Linked DNA regions of Homo sapiens: region 1 is linked to region 2. Evidence: read pairs that join two places in POLR2A ChIA-PET (ENCODE). Cell type or tissue: OCI-LY7. All regions are shown on one strand. Links, peaks and the distances in the headings refer to the core of each region. The heading gives the core; the rest is flanking DNA.

The links. Peaks named below come from ENCODE experiments on the same cell type or tissue, not always from the same donor. Only the 100,000 strongest peaks of a DNase experiment are listed, where the experiment ranks them.
Region 1: POLR2A ChIA-PET joins it to region 2 with 8 read pairs; 1 of 35 experiments calls an interaction of 5 or more read pairs at or near these places.

The regions. Positions count from the first base shown.
Region 1 is chr3:182,788,049-182,790,973 of GRCh38, forward strand. It overlaps ATP11B-DT (ATP11B divergent transcript), which reads right to left. Exons shown (of 3, transcript NR_187316.1): 2 at 102-378. Among named protein-coding and RNA genes, the nearest start is that of ATP11B-DT, 3.9 kb to the right of the region's middle. In OCI-LY7, for the core only: a CTCF peak has its summit at 2,395 (motif pointing right); DNase peaks (open chromatin) are centred at 513, 1,453 and 2,403; H3K4me3 peaks cover 739 bases; H3K27ac peaks cover 1,319 bases.
Region 2 is chr3:181,995,720-181,998,644 of GRCh38, forward strand. All of the region lies in intron 5 of LINC01206 (long intergenic non-protein coding RNA 1206), which reads left to right. Among named protein-coding and RNA genes, the nearest start is that of LINC01206, 45 kb to the left of the region's middle. In OCI-LY7, for the core only: no CTCF peak of the experiment used is centred there; no DNase peak of the experiment used is centred there.

The DNA.
Region 1 (2,925 bases), core at 291-2,790, 790 kb after region 2:
CGTCCAGTTCATCCAAAGATAGTATCAAGTTATTGAAAGGCAACTTAAAATAAGGAAGAAGGAAGGTACAGAACATATTTATGTTTTGTGTACTTTCTCACCTTTCAAAAAAGTGATCATTTTTGTGAGTTCTAATTCTCACATTGGCTTTGAGTATCAGTTCTGTGTAAGCATAAGTAGCCAAAAAATAAAGATGAATTCATGTAATTGCCCACAATAGATATATTTGAGGAATTTTCAAGAAAAGATGCAAATATGCAATGAGATGTTGTTTCTGATGAAATTCTTCACAAGGTGATAAAATATATAATCCTATTCAGTAGAGAAAAGTTTGCTTGAAGTCTGTTCTTTCTTTGCCTAAAGTCTGGTCTGGAAATCCTGAAATGATAATCAGAAGGAAAATGCTTTTTAAATGGAATAATTTGTAACCTAGTACTAGATTGATGATTTTGAGGAAGTGAAAAGTTGTCCTTTTTTTTTTTTTTTTTGAGACGGAGTCTCACTTTGTCACCCAGTCTAGAATGCAGCTGTGTGATCTTGGCTCACTGCAAGCTCTGCCTCCCGGGTTCACACCATTCTCCTGCCTCAGCCTCCTGAGTAGCTGGGACTACAGGTGCCTGCCACCAGGCCCGGCTAATTTTTTTTATATTTTTAGTAAAGACGGGGTTTCACCATGTTAGCCAGGATGGTCTCGATCTCCTGACCTCGTGATCCACCTGCCTCAGCCTCCCAAAGTGCTGGGATTACAGGCGTGAGCCACTGCACCCAGCCAAAAGTTGTCCTTTTAAAAAATGAGATAGAGCAGATTCTGATGCCCATCTGATAGCTCCATCACTATAGAAATATTTAGGGCAACAGATTGGCGAGGCTGTGTCCTTCAAGCAGACTGACCCTTGAAGAGTTCTGAAAGGCACACAACAGGAAGTGCCCTGGATCTAAATGATGGTGACCACCGGTCTCACTGCATAGTTTGGGATCTACTAAAGTTATTCAGTGTGCTTGGCTCTATATCACTTTGATGTTTTTCTCCATATACTCGGTCGTTGGCTTTCTTAGTTCATTTTACATTTACTGAGTACTCCTTAGACGCTGTGGGTACCAGAATGAATGAGCCACAAATGTCGACCTTAACAAGATCATAGTCTGTGCTTCCTATTGATGGTCCAAGATGTTCTCATCAAGAAAAACAGCCCTCTTTGTTTTGTCTGTGTTATAGCTGAGAATACTGTACTGAACTAGGAGATGTTTTTCTCTTGGGAATGATCATGTCTCACAGTATAACTAGCACAGAATTACATTAACAAGTTTACTCAACAATAAGAACCATATTTACCATTTATTCAGTGGTTGTTATGAGATGCTGGTAAACTTACTCTCTCGGAGTTTCTGTTACTTCACTTGGTACAGCTTAACTTTCCAGTTTCCCTGCATCACAGCACAGCTTCCTGTAACAGTTTGTTACTTCTGGTTCTTTGCCAGTCCAGCACTTTTCAACTTAATGTTTCACTCTTGCAATAACTTCCTATCTGACCTTTCTTCTCTCTCCAACCTATCACATATAGTGTCAATGGACTAGTACTCTGATTTCATCCTGCCATTAACCTGATCAGAAAATTCCAGAGATTGCCCATTTCCTGTAAACTCTTATGACTAGACAGAAACTCACCCCACACTATGCCTCCCCTTACTTACCCAATCTCACCTCTTATTACACCAAGTTAGTTGTACCTCAAACATCTTGAGCTTTCTTGACTCTGTATTTGCTCCTGCATTTCTTCCTGTTGGAAAGTCTTTCCCTCCTACCTTCATCCTCCCACTTCAAGTTCAGCTTAAATTCAGCTCCTTTCTTCTGAAGCCTTCCCCAACTGCTATTGCTCACATCAATTTTCTGAAATGAGTGTCTACTGTCAGTATAGTTCTTCAGGACTTAATCCCATACTGACTTGGATTGTTATTTAACTGATTCCCCTCTGCAACTTCTTTTTCTAACTAGATTTTAAACTACCCAGGGAAAAGAGGCTCACCTTAAAAGTTGCCTTTGCGTCTCCTCCTAGTTTTAGGCAGTTGTTATGCATACATTTGATGCTCAACACATGTAAGAAATAAGTGTGGATTGAATGAATTACCACTGGCTCCAAGCATTTTTTTCCCTTTCCTTTATAGCTGGTGCCTGCCTTCTTAAGTCCTTAAGTTCTGTATTTAGCCATCTCAATGTTTTTCAAACCTTTCTAACCATAACCAATAGGAGGAAATTGCTTTTATATTGTGACCTGATGTACATGTGTATGAAAAATTCACAAAACAATACGTGTAAGTACTTACTCTGTGTCATGTATTCTGCTGTTTTCTATTCTATTTTTTAAAATACAGATCATGACACACTAAACTGATTTCACCACCAGGTGGTTATACTTACAGTATTGTTGGGGCTCAGAAATCAACATCCCAAGTATAGTGTTTTGACATGCTGAACTGAAGAAGCCGCAAAATCTCTCTGGCCTCCCCTCTTTGCTCCACCATCTCTCCCAAAGCACAAGATGAAGTTGAAGTTCCTTTATCTGCCCAAGATCTAGACCCATCAAAAGGAATAATTGTTTTTCCTTCCCTTCCTGTAAGACCAAGAATGTAATCACACCTAATAGACCCTTTGACAAAATAACATACAAGTTAATTAATCTCTGTTCCCTGATCCATTCATCTTCCCTAGTAACTTCCTCAACAGAATTCCTCTTCTCCCCACTCCCATAACCTGTTTTGCCAGGATGGTATATTAGCTTGTCAACCACTTAGGGGGTTGGCAATCACTCTATGATTCTCCCCATGTGCACACTGTGTGCACATTAAGTTTATATGCCTTTTCTCTAATCTGCCTTTTTCAAGTTGATTTTTCTTCAAATCTTCAGAGGGCCAAGGGGAGAGCTTTCC
Region 2 (2,925 bases), core at 190-2,689:
GAACAGAATATCTTTAATTAGCAATATCATGGTTTATATAAACCCAACAAGGCCTCATATCATTTTGGTACTAGGATAATGTTTTTCTTAACGTCATAACATTAGTAAAATTGATCCGTAATGGTGTGTGTGTGTGTGTGTGTGTGTGTGTGTGTGTGTGCGATTTATGTAATTTGAGTGTTGGCTAGGATAGCTGCCGAAGTTTATAGCAATGTCAGGGTAGGATTAAATTGGTATATAGTCCAGACTGCCCAGTTTTGAATCCTGGCTTCATAACTAGCTTTATGACTCTTGATGCACAACAAGACATTCCTTGATCTCCTCAGAGGATTGGTTTCAGGACCCCCAGCAGATACCAAAATCCACAGATACTCAAGCTCCTTACATAAAATGATGTAGTGTTTGCATATAACCTATGCACATCCTCCATATACTTTAAATCATCTATAGATTACTCATAGTACCCAATATAATGTAAAATATAGTTATTATACCATATTGTTTATTATTTGTATTGTTTTTGAAGATTGTATTATTATTTATTTATATTTTTTCAAATATTTTCGATCCATGGTTGGTTGAATCCTTAATTGTGGTACCCATGGATACAGAGGGCCCACTGAACTTAACATTTCTGTCATTTGTGTTATCTTCTGTAAATGGGCTGAAGATAATAGTAAGACCTTCATGGATTTTTTTAAGGATGAAATGAGTTAATATATGTAAAGCGCTTTCACCAGAACTTGGCACATAGTAAATGTCCAATATATGTTAGCCACTGTACATGATACTGGGAGCAGATGAGAAATAGTGGTGTTTATGCATCCTGGGTTGAGGTTTGGTGTGGAGAATATGTGCCTGCTCTTGGCCTTTTCTCACATTATCAGGAAAGGCTAGAGAGGGAGTAGCTAGATCAGGGTGCTGTAGGTGTCCCTTACAGAAGAGCAGCCCCTGGGGAATAAACACAAGCTATGGAAGGAAGCTTGACCAGGCAGCTGAGTAGGTTTCATGATAGTTAGAGTAGGTGTATATGGATCAACATTAAAATGGTCAGGTCCCAGGCGCTGGTGCTACCATTTTGAGGCTGAGGTTCTTAGTGGAAACTGACAAGACAAGGTAGATTCTAGGGCCTGTAGAAACTCGGCAACTCATGTCTCAGACAAAGGGCTAGATCTGTTCTCCATAAAGAACTCTATAAGACAATTAAATAAGCCCACCACCGTATTAAAGGAGAGCAAAAAATAGAAATAAACAGTTTGCAGAAAAAGAAGTAGAAATGGCTTTTAAGCACATGAAAAGCCACTCAGCCCCACTCATAAAAGAAAAAATGTGAATTGCAACTACAGCAAGATTCCATTTTTCACCTATCAGATTGGCAATGTAAGAGTTTGATAATACTAAGAAATGGCTCTCTGCCAATTGGCGCAACTTTTACAGAAAGACATTTGTTAATATCTATCCAAATTAAAAATGCATATGCCTTTTCACCTAGCAGTTCCACAGGTAGCAAAATGTCCCACATATATATTCTCAAATGTGTGAAATAATCCATGAAAAGTTTATTCATGTAAGCATTGTTTGTAATAGCAAAGTTTTCAGAACGTCCTGAGAGCCCACCAATAGGACTGGCTAAATAAATAAGTTTGCGTCAATTTAATGCAACTGTAAACAAGAACAAAGAAGTACTTTTTGTGTAGACATGAACTCCAAGATTTTTTGCTTTTTTTAAAAAAGGCAAAGTGCAGAAAAACATGTCTAGTGGGCTACTTACTCCTTGTGTTTAGAAAGGGAAAACAGGCTATATACATACTTATCATCTTATGTTTATGCATATGCATAAATAGGTGATATAGATTATCTGTTATTTGAAATGCTTGAGACCAGAAGTGTTTTGGATTTAGATTTTTTTGGATTTTGGGATATTTGCATTATGTTTACCAGTGGCGTATCCCTAATTTGAAAATCTGAAATCCAAAATAGTCCAATGAGCATTTCCTTTGAGGGTCCTGTCAGGGCTCAAAACATTTCAGATTTTGGGGCAATTTGAATTCTGGATATTCAATTATGGGGATGCTTAACCTGTACATTATTTGCCTGTGTGGAGGAAAATTGGGGGATAAGTGAGAGAGAAACTTTCCACTTCATACCATTTAGTAGTGCTTGAATTTTTTTTTTTTTTTTTTTTTTTTGAGACGGAGTTTCGCTCTGTCGCCCAGGCTGGAGTGCAGTGGCGCGATCTCGACTCACTGCAAGCTCCGCCTCCCGGGTTCACGCCATTCTCCTGCCTCAGCCTCCCGTGTAGCTGGGACTACAGGCACACGCCACCATGCCCGGCTAATTTTTGTATTTTTAGTAGAGACGGGGTTTCACCGTGTTAGCCAGGATGGTCTCGATCTCCTGACCTCGTGATCCGCCCGTCTCGGCCTCCCAAAGTGCTGGGATTACAGGCGTGAGCCACCGCGCCCGGCCTAGTGCTTGAATTTTGAATCGTATAAATTCATTACCTATTCAAACTTTTAAAATAGAAATATTGCATCCTGATCTCTAATATAACCATGGAATTTAATGTGAAAAGTGTGTTTTGAAATACTGATGAATGCAATTAATCATATACCACCCTACTCCTGTTCCTTTTGATATCCAACAATATTTGAATAAATTTGATGCCCCAGGAAGACACTATGGGCTTATCCTATAGCTCCTTACATCCTGGTGTTTAGATCAAGTACTGCTGAACATGCACTTATCACAGTGTGAGATGGTTTTAGTGGCATGAGTAAGGCTTTGGAGGAGGCAGAGCTGAGCATAAATCCTGTTTATATTATCATTGGCTACATTAACTTGATTGAGTTGCCTAATCTCTCTATACCTTGATTTCTTGATCCGTAAAATGTAAATAATAACTATTCAGTGCTTTATCATGAA